Regions from separate parts of the Homo sapiens genome. Here regions 1, 2, 3, 4 and 6 are each linked to region 5. The links are chromatin contacts, found by Hi-C or POLR2A ChIA-PET in ENCODE. All regions are on one chromosome and are shown on one strand. The core of a region is the stretch at or near the end of the contact, and the rest is flanking DNA. Distances in the headings are between cores, read along the strand shown. Region 1 holds the start of FARP2 (FERM, ARH/RhoGEF and pleckstrin domain protein 2). Region 2 overlaps ANO7 (anoctamin 7). Region 3 overlaps PASK (PAS domain containing serine/threonine kinase). Region 4 holds the start of HDLBP-AS1 (HDLBP antisense RNA 1). Region 5 holds the start of DUSP28 (dual specificity phosphatase 28). Region 6 overlaps PPP1R7 (protein phosphatase 1 regulatory subunit 7).

Region 1 (2,700 bases), core at 1-2,500, 800 kb after region 5:
CACAGCACCATAGGAGGAGTCTCTTAAGTGCCCGGGTGTTTCCTGAAGTTAATTATTCCCTCAACAGCCACATGGTGACAGTGGGTGACAGGGCCGGGCTAGGAGAGCACGATGGGTAGGGTCTTGAAGAACACATAGGAGTTCAATGAACTTCTCAAGAGAAGGGAAGTGTGCCACAGCAAGTCAGTCTTCCATTCTCGGGTGGGGGTCCCTAGGCCAGAGGAAGGCCGTCCTGGCCGCCACCACGGAGCAGCCTGTCTCAGCCTTAGCACAGCCTCGCGCGATCCTTCGATGATCCCCTTCGGTCCCTGTAGTCCCACGAGGGATGCAATGCGTTGGAGGAAGGAGGAGGCTGGCAGCCAGGGACTGAGCCAAAGGGTGCAAGGACAGCCGGCAAGGCCCGGGCCAAGACCTATCCCCGCCCAGCGAGCCAGGCCTCGCCCAGCACCTATCCGCGCCCAGCAAGCCTAGGCCTCGCCCAGCACCTATCCGCGCCCAGCAAGCCTAGGCCTCGCCCAGCACCTATCCGCGCCCAGCGAGCCTAGACCTCGCCCAAGACCTAGCCCCGCCCAGCGAGCCGACTCCCCGCCCAGGACCTAGCCCCGCCCAGCGAGCCGACTCCCCGCCCAGGACCTAGCCCCGCCCAGCGAGCCGACTCCCCGCCCAGGACCTAGCCCCGCCCAGCGAGCCGACTCCCCGCCCAGGACCTAGCCCCGCCCAGCGAGCCGACTCCCCGCCCAGGACCTAGCCCCGCCCAGCGAGCCGACTCCCCGCCCAGGACCTAGCCCCGCCCAGCGAGCCGACTCCCCGCCCAGGACCTAGCCCCGCCCAGCGAGCCGACTCCCCGCCCAGGACCTAGCCCCGCCCAGCGAGCCGACTCCCCGCCCAGGACCTAGCCCCGCCCAGCGAGCCGACTCCCCGCCCAGGACCTAGCCCCACCCAACGAGCCGACTCCCCGCCCAAGATCTAGCCCCGCCCAGCGAGCCTTGGCTTCGCCTAGGACATTGCCTCGCTCAGCAAGCCGACGCCCCGCCCAACGAGCCGAGCGCTGCACAGATTTATATCCTACGCAGCTGCCTGCCTGCTCCCGCCCCTTCTCCGTCCGTTCACCAATCAGAACTCGATCTTGCGCTTTCAGGCCGCGGGACGGGAAGGCTCCGCCCTGGCGCCCCGCAGGCCAATCGACTGCGCGTCCGCGTCGCGGGGGCGGGGTCAGGGCGGGGCGCGCTGCGCGGGGGCTGCCGGCGGGCAGTTGGGAGCAGGCGACGCCGACGCGAGTCTGGCGGCTGCTGCTTGCGACTGCGGAGGCCGGGCGAGGCCGGTGAGGACGCGGCGGGCGAGCGAGAGGCCGAGGGTGAGGACGTGAAGCGGCCTGGGCGCGTGGGGCAGGGGTGGGCCTCTCCGGGTGGGCGGCGAAGCCCGAGGCCCGAGGCGAGAGGCCCAGGCGGGGGGGGCGCTGAGGCCGCGGTCCACCAGAGATGGTCCCGCCCGGCCTCTGAAGGCCATCGTGAGGCGGCTGGAGCTCCTAGGCGGGTCCGGGTTAGAGGAGCGTCCGTCTGTAGGGAGCCTGCCGCGTGGGGGCAGGCGGGGCGGTGGGCCGGGGAGTGGCCCGCGTGGACTCCCGGGTTGAGGGGTGCCGCGTGGAGGAGGCCGGTGGGGCTGTAGACCGGGGAGTGTCCCGCGTGGACTCGCGGGTTGAGTTGTGCCCCGTGGAGGCCGGCAGGGCCGTGGGCCGGGGAGTGTCCCATCCCGGAAGGACACCCCAGAGTGGGCCATAGGGACCCGCAGGGTATGGGCCTGGAGGTGCCTGGTGGAGGCATTTTGAGCCGTTTGCCTTTTTAGCATTTCTTTAAATTGTATCTTAAAGGTGGGAATCAAGTGTTAGGTGTTAATATTTTTACTCCACTAAGGGCTAGAAATACTCATAAGCCAGTGGGTAGCCTTTGGGAAACCCATGAAAACTGGGGACCAGAATATGGCCCAGTACATTACACACCCGAATTACGGGCACCTTTTCCGTTTACGCTATGGCAGCAACCCCTGGCCTATCATGTGCCATTAATGGATGTGAAAAGCAGAAATTAGAACAAGGCATCATTGAAGGAAAGATTGTCAATACATAGTGTTAAAAAGGGATGGGCAAATTTAAAACCCAAGGCCAAATCTTTAAAGGGTGGTTTTTCTCTCTGGGTTTTTGTTTTTGTTTTGTTTCCGTGGGATATTTTTGTCTGGGCCACTGTGTAAATGTTTGATAACCCTGAGGTGGCAGTGGGTTAGCGTGTTGGTCTTGTGTAGACTGCCTTATAACAGGCGACACAGATTTTCTCAGTACCAGAGAGATGGGAGAGGACATTTGAGGTAGGGAAGCATGGAGTAACCTTTACTTGTAGGCCAAATATAATTTAAATTTTCTACATCTGCTTGTTGAAAGTTTTGTTTTGTTTTGTTTTTTGAGGTCCTTAAAGGTTTAGGAAGCACTTCATGCTCGTTATTTATTCAGTTTTCCAAAACTCTTCAGAGACATGACCAAGTTGCACAGCCCCGTTTTAAAGTAGAGGAAAGGGAGGTTGAGAGAGGTGGAATGACCAGTTTAGGGTCACACCTAGGGTACTTGCAAATACCATCTGTACTTCTCATGTGCCCTATCCTTGTTGCAGATTCTCATTAGGTGGTTCACTGTTAACAAACTAAATGCTGATG
Region 2 (2,799 bases), core at 285-2,784, 660 kb after region 5:
GGCTAGCCAGGGGCCCTGGGAGGACGACTATGAGCTTGTGCCCTGTGAGGGTCTGTTTGACGAGTACCTGGAAATGGGTAGGAGCCCGTTAGCAGCTGCGGCAATGGCTGGCGCCGTGGGCAGGGATGGGTGGCCACTCTGCTCAAGGGCCTCCCAGCCTGACATTCCTGTGTCTGCATCTGCCCTGAAATGTGCTGTGGGGGTGGGGTGGGAACAGAGGGTCGGGCCTGTGGAGAATCCAGAAAGGAATTCTTTTCCCCTGAGAGTGCCCAAGAGGGTTGGCTGAGGACAGAGGGGCACCGGCACGGGGAGGAGGCCCCCGCGGCCGTTGCAGAGCTCCCCTGGGGTCCCTGGACCTAGAAAGCATGGGCCAGAGCAAGGGAAGAATTAGGAGAGCAGGCCCTGGGGGCTGACAGAAGTCCTCCAAGGGTGAAGCCACAGTGGGAGGCAGCGGCCTGGAGAGCCAATGTTCCCAGAAATCTCAATGCCCACGCTATTTGCAGACCTACCACTGTCACCTTACCAGGTGGTGGCCAGTGCCAGGGGCTCACTGCCTGCACGGGTGGTGCACTCTGGAGGGTGGGTCTGTATCACCTGTGCCGTCCCTGCAGTGCAGGGTCTGACTCTGAGCTGACAAAAGGGAGAAGGAATCATCAGGCAGTTTGTTTGTTTGTTTTTGTTTTGTTTTTTGAGACGGAGTCTCCCTCTGTCGCCCAGGCTGGAGTGCAGTGGCGCCATCTCGGCTCACTCCAACCTCCACCTCCCAGGTTCAAGCAATTCTCCTGCCTCAGCCTCCCGAGTAGCTGGGATTACAGGCGCCCACCACCACGCCCGGCTAATTTTGTATTTTTAGTAGAGGCGGAGTTTCACCGTGTTGGCCAGGCTGGTCTCGAACTCCTGACCTCAGGTGATCCACCTGCCTCAGCCTCCCAAAGTGCTGGGGATTACAGGCGTGAGAAACTGTGCCCGGCAGGCAGCTCTTAACCTAGCAAGCGGGCATGTGAGCCGGCAGGCCCCGGAGCTCCCCAGCGTAGCCGCGGCATCTGTGGAAAGGGAGCAGGCCAGTTCCCAGGGCGAGGAGTGGACGCCCTGACCCTCCTCCACTGAACCCTGGACCCCAATGATCTCACTAGTAATTCTCGGCGAAGACCCAGAAGCCCCTTCCAAAGAGCCCTCTCCTAACAGCTCCCCTGTGGGGTGACTGGAGAAGCTGGTTGTAAAATCAGGAGCAGGTTTCTGCCCCAACGCCTGCCCTGAGTTAGTTCCTGAGCTCACCGAGCCGGAGAAGGCCCGTGACCAGCCAGAAGCACGGAGCGCAGGGCAGGACAGCCGGCCTGAGGCCGGTCAGGAGAGGCGGCCCTGGCGCTGCGCGGTCCAGGACGAGGGAGACCAGGAGGTGGGGGCGGAATGAGCCGCGATGGGGTGGCGGCACCACGTGGACTGGCCGGTCCTCCGCGGGGGGCGCGTTCCGAGGGCTGAGGGCGGACGGTGGCGGAGAGCCCGGCCGTGACCCCCTCCCCGCAGTGCTGCAGTTCGGCTTCGTCACCATCTTCGTGGCCGCCTGTCCGCTCGCGCCGCTCTTCGCCCTGCTCAACAACTGGGTGGAGATCCGCTTGGACGCGCGCAAGTTCGTCTGCGAGTACCGGCGCCCGGTGGCCGAGCGCGCCCAGGACATCGGCATCTGGTTCCACATCCTGGCGGGCCTCACGCACCTGGCGGTCATCAGCAACGTGAGGCCCGGGCGGGAGCGCGGGGCGGGGCGGGGGCGCGCAGGGGCGGGGGCGGGGGGGGCAGCGGGGGCGCGCAGGGGCGGGCCGGGGGCAGCGGGGGCGCGCAGGGGCGGGGCTGGGGGCATCGGGGGCTCGTAGGGGCGGGGCGGGGGGGCGGCGGGGGCGGGCAGGGGCGGGGGGCAGCGGGGGCGCGCAGGGGCGGGGCGGGGGGGGCAGCGGGGGCGCGCAGGGGCGGAGCGGGGGCGCGCAGGGGCGGGGCGGGGGGGCAGCGGGGGCGCGCAGGGGCGGAGCGGGGGCGCGCAGGGGCGGAGCGGGGGCCGCCTCGCGCTGACCCCTCCGGCGCCCAGGCCTTCCTCCTGGCCTTCTCGTCCGACTTCCTGCCGCGCGCCTACTACCGGTGGACCCGCGCCCACGACCTGCGCGGCTTCCTCAACTTCACGCTGGCGCGAGCCCCGTCCTCCTTCGCCGCCGCGCACAACCGCACGTGCAGGTGAGCCCCGCGCCAGGTGGAGGGGGCCGCGGGCGCACGAGGACGAGGCGGAGCGGGGCTCGGGTGGGGTGGGGGTGCGGCGGTGGGGAGCCGGGAGGGGCGGGCGCCGCCGGGCAAGGCCGGGGGAGGGGGGGAGCTGGGGGCGCCGTGGGCAGGGGCTGGGGGGAGGTTCCCCGCGGTAAGGGACGGAGCTTTGCGGGGCTGGAGGGCAAATCGTGGATTCTAGGTGAATTGCTAGTTGGTCATAGTGTAGCAGGACGAGTCGCAGACAGAACTCCTCAGACACCGGATTAAAGAAGGAAGAGGTTTTTTTATTCGGCCGGGGGCGTCGGCAGACTCGTGTCTTCAGAGCGGAGCTCGCCGAAAAAGAAATTCTTAGCCCTTTGAAGGGCTTACAACTCTAAGGGTCTACGTGAAAGAGTCATAATAGATCAAGTAAGCGTGAGGAACGTGACTGTGGGCTACATACATCAGCTAACGGTACAAAAAGTTTTACGGTGCTTTCTCATACAGCGTCTGGAATTCACACATAACACCAGTAGTTTTGGTCAGGGGTTAATATTATTGTTATTTTAACCG
Region 3 (2,520 bases), core at 1-2,500, 570 kb after region 5:
ACTGCCTACATCTGGATCGGAGCCCACTGCCAAGGAAGAGGGTGTCTCTCTGAGTTCAGACGTAGCACAGGAACAATTTGATGACGTTTGGTCTGTCTGGTCACTGAAAAAGAGTTCCTTGAGGTTCCAGGAAAACGAATTCACATCAACCTCCTGGGCCTCCACTGCTTCCAGGCCCCCAGGGAGGTCCGTGGCCAAGGCATAGCAGGCTGAGGAGCTGCCCGTGCAGCCACCGCACAGGTCTCTGCCTCCCAGATCGCAGGACGACACAGGAGCGGTGACAGCCTGGCACTCTGTCGGAACGAGTTCGGCGTGGGGGACATCCAGGGCTCCTGCAAGGCTCAACTGGGACAGCTGCTCCTTAATCAAGCAGGTCTGCAGCTCTTCTCGGTCGTTTTCCACTCCCAGCCACGGCTCATCTAGAGTAGGTGTCCCAAACGAGAGGCCTGCCATCCCAGAGGGGCTGGGGGCCAAGTCCTGGCTTCGCCACCACAAGCCCCATTCACTCCCATAGCAAGGGCAGTGCATCAGGAGGCTGCCCCCCGCCAGCTGACCCTTGGCCTGGGGCTTGGCCACGGCAGCCCCAGCCCAAAGGTCTGAACCGCTGGGACCACTGACTCCCATCCGCTCTAGCTGGGCCTTCTGACACAGGCCACACATGCCAGCATCACTGCCCCCATCCTCAGCTGGGACTGGAGCTTCAGAATCTTCGCAGGAAGCAAATGGCTTCACATCCACTGGTTCAGACCTGCTTTCTCCCAGAAGATCCTGTCCGGGGCTCTCTATTGCCACAGGTTCCTCTCTCCCCAAGGCAGTGATTTGCTGGTCCTTGGGCAGCGCCTGTTCACCGTGCACTGGCAGGCTTCCTTCTGGGACATTGTCCACCCTGGGGATAATGACATGGGTGACCATCATGTAGGGCCACAGATGAGTCAAAAGGAGAGATTGCACCGATTCTCCATTAGAACTAAGTACAAAGCATTTAATGCCACCAATTTATAACAAGAAAAAGACCAAATTTTGTGACCAAGTTAAAAAATAAAGCACTTAGTCTCAAATTTCTCCAAATTAAGTCCACATTTAGAAATGATTTTGCAGAGAATGCTACCAAAAGCCCAACAGTAAAGTACAGGAGAACTTGCCAATGCTTTGGTCAGCGCTCTCGCTTCATCTCAGGGCCCCCAAACCCCCCGTCAGCCGTGCAGCCTAGCCTCGGCCCCACCTGCAAGGGGAAGTCCGTGCTGCTGCCTTGAGGAGGTGTGAGAGGAAACGAGAGAGAGATTGGAGAGTCCCTGGTAAACTCCACAACAGTAAAAAAACAACTGATTGACTACAAACACCATCCGATTTCACAGCCGACTAGGGAAATGGCTCTCAGATTTGGGAAATGGCTCTCAGATGGGGCCCACACAGAAGGGGCCAGGGGCCAGGGGGCCGGGCGTGGTGGCTCACGCCTGTAATCCCAGCACTTTGGGAGGCCGAGGTGGGCAGATCACTTGAGGTCAGGAGGTTCGAGACCAGACTGGCCAACATGGCAAAGTCCTGTCTCTACTAAAAATACAAAAATTAGCCCGGTGAGGTGGCAGGCACCTATAATCCCAGCTACTTGGAGGCTGAGGCAGGAGAATGGTTTGAGCCTGGGAGGCAGAGGTTGCAGTGAGCTGAGATTGTACCAGCTCACTGGTGAGATGGGTGACAGAGTGAGACTCCGTCTCAAACACAAACAAAAAAAGAAGGGGACACGGGCCGAAAAAGAGAGAGGAGGCTGGTGAGGGCGGCTCCTAAGAGGTGGCACACAATGTCCTCCAGCATTCAGCACATGGTGACCCATGAGGAGGCTGCCACAGTCCAGACAGGATGATCACAGAGCCAAGGGACCCAGGCCTCCTGTCAGCCCAGCCACTGGCCTCCACATGACAGACTGACACTGGGCACCAGATGCACAGAATGTGACCGCACCACCTCACTCGGGGACAGACACACAGGTTAACATCAGCAACCTAATAAAGGTATACCAGAGGCTCAGAAAGAGGACAGGATCGGGCACAGTGGCCCACACCTGTAATCCCAGCACTGTGGGAGGCTGAGCCCAGGAGTTCGAGACCAGCCTGGGCAACATAGTGAGACCTCGTCTCTACAAAACATTTAAAAATTAGCCAGCGTGGTGACACACACCTGTAGTCTCAGCTACTTGGGAGGCTGAAGCGGGAACCTCGCTTGAGCACAGGAGTCTAGGCTGCAGTGAGCTGTGATCGCACCACTGCACTCCAGCCTGGGCAATGGCCAAGACCATCTCAAAAAAAAAAAGACGGAAGAGGAAGGATACAACCCAAGGGTGGGTTCCACAGAGAAAGGGATTGTGAGCCAAGTTCTGAGGAAAAGCAGTTTTCTGAGGGGAACTGAGGGGGAGGCTGAGGGTCTGCGTCTGCCTGCCTCTCTCCCTCCATGTCTCCCGCCTCTCTCCCTCCATGTCTCCCATCTCTCTCTCCCCTGTACCTCCCTCTCCCGCTCTCCATCCAT
Region 4 (2,945 bases), core at 196-2,695, 710 kb after region 5:
TGCTCCTGGCTCTGCCTTCACAGACAACACCCACGAGGGTTTAATCCTGTTCCATGTGGATCTTTCAGCAACCCCAGGACAGCGCCAGGCAACTCCACTTGCTATCTGAAGTTCCCAGGATACCTTGGGCAGGCCTAGATACCCAAGAACAGAGGCTAACATCGGGTATCTCAGATTCTCACTGGATCTAACAGTACTGTCCAAATCAGGATTGAAAGGAACCTCAGATATTAATCTAATCCCATTTCTTAATACCACCAGGGACAGGAAATTCATGGCCTTCTCAGGGCCCGGGTCCACCCCTGCATGGCTGTAAACGCTCCACCTCAAGTTATGACAAAATCTACAACTTCTTTCCCCTTTCTGGCCATGGAGAACAAGTCCGCTCTCCTCCAAGGCTCCTTCTGGTAGGTGAGCCCTATCTCCTGTCTCCTTCAGTCCCTCCCATATGGCCCCAGTCCCTTCGTGATTCTGGCTCTCCCAACTACTTTTCCCATAGGAAGCTCGGATCAATCAGTGTCCAGGTCCACCTAATGTAAACCTCAAACTATACTGAACCTGGACTTTTAATTTTGTTTCCCAGAGTGCAAACATCCAAAGCAAAAAAGGTCACATCTCAGAATTTAACTTTCAGCAAACAGAACTAGAACTAAAGGAAGGAGGGCAGGAACCAAGACCCCTTTCCGCCCTAATACGTGTAGAGCAAAACGTGGAGTCCTGACAGAGCTGTGTGTTGCGTGGGAAACCTGGTGCTTACAAGTTTAGCACAAGTCTAACAGGTTTCTGACAGCAACAAAAAAGGCTTCACATGAGGGGTTCTACTTTTTTGCTTTTAAACGAGGAAGTAATTAAGTTGATTCCCTTGTGATAAGTTTTGCCAACTACATATTCAAGGGGCAACAGTCTTCGAAGAGAATTATCAGTAATACTCCAGGAAGAATTTCATTTCAGCCTCAGTTAATGAGACCCGCAAGTGCTTTAAAGCACCAGACAGGACCGGGTATGGAGGGCACCAAAAAAGCCTCCGGCTGAAACCCAGACTTCTCCTCTTCCAAAACTAAAATTACTCAAGACCACAAACCAAAGTTCAGAATGGGAAAATAAAATCCTGATCCACTCAGAGATCACAAGATCGAAATCTAGGAGAGACCACAGGCGACTGGCGAGCAGAAGGCAGGCTCCGCTCCGCACTTCTCACCAAGTTCTGGAAGTCGGCACCCATCCTGCATGGAGGAACTTTCGCAGATGCCACCTCAGCACGGCCCTCCCACAGGCCACGAGGGCCCGCGGGCGGGGACAGGCTTAAAGGGACAGCAACCCCTCGGCCTCCCCGCCTTTCATCCAAATTCGGTACTTTTCCGTAATGTATTTTTCATCCACGACCCTGGGGCACGTCCAAGTTGCACTCCAGGCCCAAGAAGAGCAGCTTTCCCCACCCCCGAACACGTAGACTGACGCGGGCCCCGCGCGGCAGGTGGAGGTGCTGCGGGGGCCCCGCCGCCCGGTCTGCGCCCAGACCCCCGCCCCGCCGCCACCTGGGGGGAAGGACCCCGCTGGCCTCCCAGGGACCCCCACCCTGGCCGCACACGGCGCCCCCGCCGGAGCGGGGGAGGGGAGGGCCGGCCCCGCCAACGTCAGCGACCTGGGCTCAGGTCGGCCGCCCCTCCGCGCCGTGCGGCCACGGCACCAGGGGTGCCCCACCGAAGCCCCGGGAGGAGGCGGGGGAGCCCAGCTTGCAGCCAAGAGCGGCCCAGCGGCGCCACCGGACTTGAGAAAGTTTGTGCGCGCCCCTCCGCGCCACGGCCACGCGCAGAAGAGACTCGGAGCCGGCCCCAGGTCTGGCCCGGAACCGCCACGCGCGGTAAGCAGGACACCCGCGGGCGGGGGCCGCAGCCTGGGGCCCGGGTGGGGGCCGCGGCACCCGGGCCCCTCCCCCTCCGCGGCCTCCACGTCAGCAGCCACCCCCCACCCCCCCGCCCGGCAGCCCGCCCGCCCCGTCCGCCCGCCCGCCCAGGCCTCCCAGCCCCGTGTTGCGCGCTCACTCGTGGGCCCCCGCCCGCTGGTCCTGCCGCTGGCTTACTCGCCCCCCGCGCGGGAGAAGCCGGGACGCTCCGAGGCGCGGCGCCCGGGCCCCGGCTGCTATATAGGGCGGCGGCCCAATCCCGCCTGGACACGTCAGCGCCCGCCCGCCCCGCCGCTGGGGTCCCCGCCGCCCCGGGCCGCCCAGCACCCGGGAGGCCCACCCAACTGCAGGCGTGGTTCTGCATCCTTTTTTCGGGTGGGGAAGGCGGTGCCGAGGAGTTGGGAAATTAATCACCTCCAGAAAGCAGAGGGAGCGCGCCCCGCAAGAACCCGAGTGGAAACAACCGAAGACCAGAAAGGGAGCAGGAAGGACGGCTGCTCTGGAAGCAGATGTCACCAGTACCGCCCACCTCCCCAAAATCAGAAGAAAAACCTCAAAGGATGCCCACCACATCGTAAACGGATGGCCACACTGGCACGAGGTCCTACAGCGCAGTGAGGCTCCCAGGCGGCTCCAGGGCTTTCATTCCCTCATTCCTGCGTGCCTATTCCTTATGTCCCTCACTTTTATAAACTATCCCCACCCGATTCCTTGGCAATCAACTTAATCTCCCCCCCAAAATGTAAAATCCCCTTCCTTTAAAGCGTGTATTACTTATGGCTCCATCTCTACATAGATGTATACACGCAAAAGAACCGGTGTGTGGCCTCTGAGCCCACGGTGGATACGCAGGACTGGGCGGAACGGAATCCCTACTCTCGGGGTCTCCACCCTCCGGGAAGGACTTGTCACTTCTGCATCCATTGTGTTTACTAAGTGATAACTGCCACTGTTTCTTTTAAGGGTATAAAGGGAGTCGAGCAATCTGTAGAGATGTCAGTCTGAACCTCTGGCAAAGTCGCAGGTCAACAGAATCCTGCAT
Region 5 (2,841 bases), core at 297-2,796:
GCCTGTCTGTTGAGTTCACTTCTCTCTAAAATCTCATTTTACACCACGACCCAGTACAAACCACTCAGAAAAATGTTTCATTAAAAGTTCGGCATACTACATGCATGCACTCTAATATTTTCATGTAGTCTATTATTTCTCTAAAAACTAAAATGCTGATCATGACCCACAGAATTGATTTCACAACCCACATTAGTTGTGAATTACAACTTGCTAAGGAGTCAGAACCAACATGTAGAAACCCTCTGTTCTTAGCAAGCACATTCTGGTTACACTGTGGGGGACTAGCACCAAGTCCAGGAGACAGAGGCTGGCCCAGACTAAGTGTGGCAATGAGATGCAGAGACACTTAGGATGAATTGGTTCCCAATCCATTACCTCAATGGAGTGGGAGCATGATGGTTCAAGTAGCAGGCTTTGGAGCAGAAAACCCACCTCAACCATCCTCCAACCGTAAAGGGTGATGATGATTCATGAAACAGTCCAGGAGGAGGAGGGACTTCAGGTTTTGTTTGATTCATTTCAGTGGCCCAACAGTGGCATCAAGGACCTTGGCTCTCCCATCTCCTCTGCTTTCACCCAAGGCTGGCTTCCCCTTATGGCCATGAGAGAACAGAGGAGCCTTCCAAAGTGCTCTCTCCTTCATGGGTTATTAGACACCAAGCTCATTCCCAGAGCAGTCACGGGAGTGTGGCCTTCACTTTTGGCCAGAGACAGAGCCAACTCCTAGAAAGCGGAGGGAGACAGTGTCCCAACCTAATCAATGGCTCCCATGAACGCCAGGGAAAAAAAGGGAATTCCACTCCTCCATCCTAGGAAAGTTGGAGTCCTTCCTTAGGGTGGAGGAAGTGGGAAACAGATGCTGATAAGACCTCCACGGAGGTGATGTCTGGAGCTGCAACCAGGGAAGACCTGGCTGCAGACATATTTGAGTCTTTAGCTCAAGAGTGAACCCCAGGCTGCAATAAAGATCTGACAGTTACCAATGCTAGAAGGCTGATGGACAAAGCAATGACGATAACCCAGAGAGAGACTGTATGCAACTGAAACTTCAATTGCTAAATGTCTGTAGGGCTGTTGAGACAGTTGCTTTTCAGTGTATCCATTGCCTGAAAATTACCAGATGTCAGAAAAATTGAAGGAGTCTTAAATGGCAATTTCATGGACATTAAGTGATATTAAATTTTTTAAAGTTACAATGCTGACCCCAATAAATTACTTAGAAACAGCAAAAGGAATAGTGTGGTCTATGAAGAAGTGATGAAAATAGAAATTAGTTTTATTTTATGAGCCATGTGTTATAATACATAGAAAAAAATGCACCAATTACAAAGCGGGCCACAAAAAGGAATAAACGTAAAGCCGACAACGCAGTCACTAGGGAAAGGGTGAAGACACGGGAACCACGCAGCCCGCCGTCCACGTGCACCGGGTAGCCACGGGGCCCTAGCCGAACGACGCGGACGCGAAGTGGGCGGGCCCGGCCAAGCCACGCCTCCGCGCCAGACGCCGCAGTAGAGCGGGCAGGGCGCTGCGCCCAAGAGCCACAGACGCAAGCCCAGTGCCACAGGCCGCGGGGGCGGGGAGGACGGCGCCCGGGGACAGAGAACATGGGACGCAGAGCGGTCCAAGGCCCCGGCGCCCTGGTGAGGCCCAAACCTCCCGCCATGCCCCGGCCCCAACGAGACCCAAGCCCCCTGTCCCGGCCCAGCGCCCGCGGGGGACCCAAGCCCCAGCCTGGTCCACCTCGGAGGCCTCTAGGACCCGGGGGCGCCCGGCGGCCCGCCCGGCTCCCACAAATAGACTCCTGGGCGGGCGCCTGAGCCCCCAAAATAGATCCTCAGGGCCCAAAAGCAGACTCTTCGGCGGGCGCCATGGGACCGGCAGAAGCTGGGCGCCGCGGGGCCGCCTCGCCCGTACCTCCACCGTTGGTGCGCGTCGCGCCCTCACTCTTCCTCGGGAGCGCGCGAGCCGCGGGCGCGGAGGAGCAGCTGGCGCGCGCGGGAGTCACGCTGTGCGTCAACGTCTCCCGCCAGCAGCCCGGCCCGCGCGCGCCCGGCGTGGCAGAGCTGCGCGTGCCCGTGTTCGACGACCCGGCTGAGGACCTGCTGGCGCACCTGGAGCCCACGTGCGCCGCCATGGAGGCCGCGGTGCGCGCCGGCGGCGCCTGCCTAGTCTACTGCAAGAACGGCCGCAGCCGCTCGGCCGCCGTCTGCACCGCGTACCTCATGCGGCACCGCGGCCTCAGCCTGGCGAAGGCCTTCCAGGTGGGCGGGCCTTTAGGGGGGCGGTGTTTCGAGAGGGGCGTGTCTTCCGGGGACGAGTTTTCCGGGCGGGGCCGGCTTCGGGATTGGGACAGGCACTTCCGGGAGGGGCGGGTCTCTCTCGTGAGGGCGGGCTTAGGGAAGCAGAGAGGCACTTCCGGGTTGGGCGGGGCCCACTCTTACAGCTGGGCCCGCCTTGGCCCCTGCTGGCCATTAGCGCGACTTGGGGTTATTCAGTACACTTCTTGTTTGCAGATGGTGAAGAGCGCTCGCCCGGTAGCAGAACCGAACCCGGGCTTCTGGTCTCAGCTCCAGAAGTATGAGGAGGCCCTCCAGGCCCAGTCCTGCCTGCAGGGAGAGCCCCCAGCCTTAGGGTTGGGCCCTGAGGCTTGAAGCTTGAAGGCCTGCTGCCTGGAGGAAGGATGTCCCTGCACTGATACAGAAGGCTGGTCTTTACCCTTCTTCCTCACTGTCATATCGAGTTTTCCTTTGTGTGTGTGTGTGTGAAACATAGTGCTTTTAATTTTATATTTCCGGCTGAGGTGATGCACAAATTATCTTACAGACACAAAAAGAA
Region 6 (3,093 bases), core at 266-2,765, 600 kb after region 5:
ATGGGGACGCCACCTTTAGTGGTTAAATTGTGAGTTCTATGCAACCTATGCTCGTGAAATTTTTTTAAAAAACTGTTTTGGTTGTTCTCAGGATTCTAGATATTTCTTTTAATCTGCTGAGAAACATCGAAGGGGTTGACAAGTTGACACGACTGAAAAAACTCTTCTTGGTCAACAATAAAATCAGTAAAATTGAGAACTTAAGCAACTTACATCAACTACAGATGCTAGAGCTGGGATCTAACCGCATCCGGGTAGGTGCAGACAGCCCTGACTAGTATATTCAGGGAGAGGCAGCTAGCGGGCTGTGTGTGGACTCAGTGGGTGTATGTAGAATGCATGGTGAGTCTGCATTTCTTACAATGCTGTGATTTTTTTCATGAACAAGGAAATTACTATTTTTTTAAGAAAAAATGCTAACTGAAAGTCAGTATCAGTAAGTCCTGAGTGGTCTAGCCTTTCTTCCGCACGTAGATTTCAGTTGCTCTTCATCCAGATCATGACCCTGAATCACACTGTTCCCAGTTACATTCTGCCTGAGATGAACCAACCAACCTGAATGCCTTGCTCTTGAACTTCCTCATGGTCATCTTCTCTGGCATGCTTCTTCGAGATGAAAGTTTCCCAAGCCCAGCAAAGTGGTCACTTGGAGTGAACTGATGTACATACCGGGGCTTTAGAAAGCCTCTTGATCATGGTCATCTTCTCTGGCATACTTCTTCGAGATGAAAGTTTCCCAAGCCCAGCAAAGTGGTCACTTGGAGTGAATTGATGTACATACCGGGGCTTTAGAAAGCCTCTTGATCATGGTCATCTTCTCTGGCATGCTTCTTCGAGATGAAAGTTTCCCAAGCCCAGCAAAGTGGTCACTTGGAGTGAATTGATGTACATACCGGGGCTTTAGAAAGCCTCTTGATCATGGTCATCTTCTCTGGCATACTTCTTCGAGATGAAAGTTTCCCAAGCCCAGCAAAGTGGTCACTTGGAGTGAACTGATGTACATACCGGGGCTTTAGAAAGCCTCTTGATCATGGTCATCTTCTCTGGCATGCTTCTTCGAGATGAAAGTTTCCCAAGCCCAGCAAAGTGGTCACTTGGAGTGAACTGATGTACATACCGGGGCTTTAGAAAGCCTCTTGATCATGGTCATCTTCTCTGGCATGCTTCTTCGAGATGAAAGTTTCCCAAGCCCAGCAAAGTGGTCACTTGGAGTGAACTGATGTACATACCGGGGGCTTTAGAAAACCTCTTGATGCTGACACACTCCCAAAGGCAGTGCTGAGTTGGGCCTTCCTCCCTGGACAGCTTTATACTCCTGGACACCGTCCCCAGCAGGATTAGATCTGTTCTCCAGGATCCATTTGACCTTGAAAACGTGGGACAGAATGGAAATAAAAGAATTTTGAAAAGTGATCTGGTGTTCCACAGAAGCAGGATCAAGTCTTCACCAGCTGACTCATAACCACCGTCATGTGCTGGAGGGGAACTTGGGAGGGCGTCCCAGGAGGACTGACATTGGAGGTGGATCTGCCAGGCAGGGAGGAGGGAGGGTTCCCGTGGGCAGGAAGGAGGACTTCTCTCAGCCAGAAGAACACTTGAGCCCCGTGCCTGGCTCCTAATCAGGGTCATGGCACGGAGCCTTTGCTCCCCCGGCCTGGCTTAGTGGCTTTGGCAGCTGTGTCTAAGCACATCCGCCCCTGCCCATGTTCAGAATGCCCCTCTACTTGGCTTCTGGAAGTATTACAGCATTCTCTGTCTGTCCTGGGCCCTTGAGAGCTTGGACAGGATACAAACCAAGGGAGGGTGGTTTTGGCAACAGTCTCTTGACAGTTATTGTTAGAGATGTCATGGCCACAAATAGCAAAGCAGCACATTTAAAACTAGAGAGCAGCCCAGATGTCCGCATTTTACCAAGTGTCTCACTATGGAACTTTCTAGGGCAACAGTGGCTCATCACAAATTAATGCAGGCTACAGCATGTGAGGATGCCCCTGCCCCCGCCAAGTCCTGCAGTGGTGTGTGGATTAGCACACCATCTCCCCTCCTAGAGTCCCCACCTGGTTAGCATGCACCTTATCTGGTTATTTTGTGTCTGCTGAAATATTTAAAGAATGACTTGTTCTGAGAGAGAGTGAACTGACAGAGGAGGGAAACTGAAGTCAAATCAATAAACAGTCATTAAACATCCTGCTGTAGGCAAGTCACCATGGGGAGACCAGACAGGGCAGCGTGGTCACTGCCTCTGGAGGTTTATGGTTGAATAGAGGAGCACACGATCACAGCAAGAGTGATGTAGGAGGGTGTGGAAACTGGGCAAGAGGGGCAGAGTGCTGTGGTGTGAGGGCCCCCCAGGAATCCTAAGTGAGGGTCCCAGGATTTCAAAGACTTGAGGTCAGAGTGCCCCGTACCTCTCTTCTGTAGAGACTGAGGCTCTTGGGAGGACTTTTTTTTTTTTTTTTTGAGACGGAGTCTCGTGCTGTTGCCCAGGCTAGAGTGCAGTGGCACAATCTCGGCTCACTGCAAGCTCTGCCTCCTGGGTTCACGCCATTCTCCTGCCTCAGCCTCCGGAGTAGCTGGAACTACAGGCACCCGCCGCCACGCCCAGCTAATTTTTTTGTATTTTTAATAAAGACAGGGTTTCACCGTGTTAGCCAGGATGGTCTCTATCTGACCTTGTGATCCACCTGCCTCAGCTTCTCAAAGTGCTGGGATTTCCACGCCCGACAGGGGGACATTTTAATGTGTCAGCTCACAAATTTAGAACTGGAAGGGACTTGGGAATCTACTGGTCCTTGGGTTCTGAGACTGTTCCTCAGCACCCCAGGAAATCTGAGGGTTGGGAATGAGCTCAAGACAGTCTTGGACTCGCCACTATTGTATTCTACCTTCAAGTAGGATTTCCACTGGAAGTCTTAGCAGATACGTCACTAGCCCCACATCGCAGAGCTGAAGCCCACATAGCTCTGCCCCGGTCCAGGCACCTGCTGGCTGCCTGGGGCAGCCTGTCAACTGCAGTACTCATTGCTGTTCTGTCCTTTCCACAGGCAATCGAAAATATCGACACCTTAACCAACCTGGAGAGTTTGTTTTTGG

What was found. A loop is a pair of places that touch in the nucleus more often than their neighbours do. ChIA-PET counts read pairs that join two places held with the same protein, here RNA polymerase II (POLR2A). Pooled maps may share reads with other maps.
Region 1: a map of B cell shows a loop between it and region 5 (9-fold over the local background). The contact joins the promoter of FARP2 here to the promoter of DUSP28 in region 5. A Hi-C loop is called at or near these places in 5 of 168 maps with a recorded cell type or tissue (B cell, CD4-positive, alpha-beta T cell, CD8-positive, alpha-beta T cell and 1 more), 18 of 37 single-sample maps with no recorded cell type and 21 of 50 pooled maps.
Region 2: a loop to region 5 is called in a map of CD8-positive, alpha-beta T cell, with 10 times the contacts of the local background. The contact joins the enhancer-like site here to the promoter of DUSP28 in region 5. A Hi-C loop is called at or near these places in 9 of 168 maps with a recorded cell type or tissue (CD4-positive, alpha-beta T cell, CD8-positive, alpha-beta T cell, ascending aorta and 4 more), 14 of 37 single-sample maps with no recorded cell type and 18 of 50 pooled maps. POLR2A ChIA-PET finds 5 or more read pairs at or near these places in 1 of 52 experiments (CD4-positive, alpha-beta T cell).
Region 3: a loop to region 5 is called in a pooled map, with 5 times the contacts of the local background. The contact joins the enhancer-like site here to the promoter of DUSP28 in region 5. A Hi-C loop is called at or near these places in 1 of 168 maps with a recorded cell type or tissue (CD8-positive, alpha-beta T cell), 1 of 37 single-sample maps with no recorded cell type and 2 of 50 pooled maps. POLR2A ChIA-PET finds 5 or more read pairs at or near these places in 1 of 52 experiments (activated naive CD8-positive, alpha-beta T cell).
Region 4: a map with no recorded cell type shows a loop between it and region 5 (6-fold over the local background). The contact joins the promoter of HDLBP-AS1 here to the promoter of DUSP28 in region 5. A Hi-C loop is called at or near these places in 2 of 37 single-sample maps with no recorded cell type and 13 of 50 pooled maps. POLR2A ChIA-PET finds 5 or more read pairs at or near these places in 1 of 52 experiments (activated naive CD4-positive, alpha-beta T cell).
Region 6: a loop to region 5 is called in a pooled map, with 4 times the contacts of the local background. The contact joins the enhancer-like site here to the promoter of DUSP28 in region 5. A Hi-C loop is called at or near these places in 2 of 168 maps with a recorded cell type or tissue (CD8-positive, alpha-beta T cell and naive thymus-derived CD4-positive, alpha-beta T cell), 6 of 37 single-sample maps with no recorded cell type and 14 of 50 pooled maps.

Annotation. Positions count from the first base shown.
Region 1 is chr2:241,355,035-241,357,734 of GRCh38, forward strand. FARP2 (FERM, ARH/RhoGEF and pleckstrin domain protein 2) reads left to right here and starts at 1,251. Exons shown (of 27, transcript NM_014808.4): 1 at 1,251-1,354. RefSeq lists a silencer at 1,039-1,588.
Region 2 is chr2:241,216,162-241,218,960 of GRCh38, forward strand. It overlaps ANO7 (anoctamin 7), which reads left to right. Exons shown (of 25, transcript NM_001370694.2): 19 at 1-77; 20 at 1,525-1,730; 21 at 2,078-2,220. Among named protein-coding and RNA genes, the nearest start is that of ANO7, 29 kb to the left of the region's middle. RefSeq lists enhancers at 137-668, 2,776-2,799 and a silencer at 1,303-1,432. Within about 2 kb of position 1,535, at least 31 of the 41 ENCODE cell types and tissues checked have a DNase peak (open chromatin) inside an H3K27ac peak, as active enhancers do; they include CD8-positive, alpha-beta T cell, ascending aorta and gastrocnemius medialis, where a contact is called at or near this core.
Region 3 is chr2:241,126,566-241,129,085 of GRCh38, forward strand. PASK (PAS domain containing serine/threonine kinase) reads right to left here. Exons shown (of 18, transcript NM_015148.4): 10 at 1-886. Among named protein-coding and RNA genes, the nearest start is that of PASK, 22 kb to the right of the region's middle. RefSeq lists enhancers at 91-260, 724-893, 1,107-1,416 and a silencer at 1,557-1,606. Within about 2 kb of position 1,251, at least 7 of the 41 ENCODE cell types and tissues checked have a DNase peak (open chromatin) inside an H3K27ac peak, as active enhancers do; they include CD8-positive, alpha-beta T cell, where a contact is called at or near this core.
Region 4 is chr2:241,270,719-241,273,663 of GRCh38, forward strand. It overlaps HDLBP-AS1 (HDLBP antisense RNA 1), which reads left to right and starts at 1,446. Exons shown (of 2, transcript NR_168372.1): 1 at 1,446-2,945. All of the region lies in intron 1 of HDLBP (high density lipoprotein binding protein), which reads right to left. RefSeq lists an enhancer at 1,260-1,339 and silencers at 1,480-1,789, 2,060-2,339.
Region 5 is chr2:240,558,811-240,561,651 of GRCh38, forward strand. DUSP28 (dual specificity phosphatase 28) reads left to right here and starts at 1,547. Exons shown (of 2, transcript NM_001370465.2): 1 at 1,547-2,267; 2 at 2,520-2,841. The coding sequence starts at 1,875. The coding sequence ends at 2,657. It also overlaps a transcript of ANKMY1 not described here. RefSeq lists silencers at 1,396-1,805, 1,986-2,035 and enhancers at 2,132-2,273, 2,306-2,375, 2,406-2,765.
Region 6 is chr2:241,160,241-241,163,333 of GRCh38, forward strand. It overlaps PPP1R7 (protein phosphatase 1 regulatory subunit 7), which reads left to right. Exons shown (of 10, transcript NM_002712.3): 6 at 92-254; 7 at 3,045-3,093. Among named protein-coding and RNA genes, the nearest start is that of PPP1R7, 11 kb to the left of the region's middle. Within about 2 kb of position 1,516, at least 22 of the 41 ENCODE cell types and tissues checked have a DNase peak (open chromatin) inside an H3K27ac peak, as active enhancers do.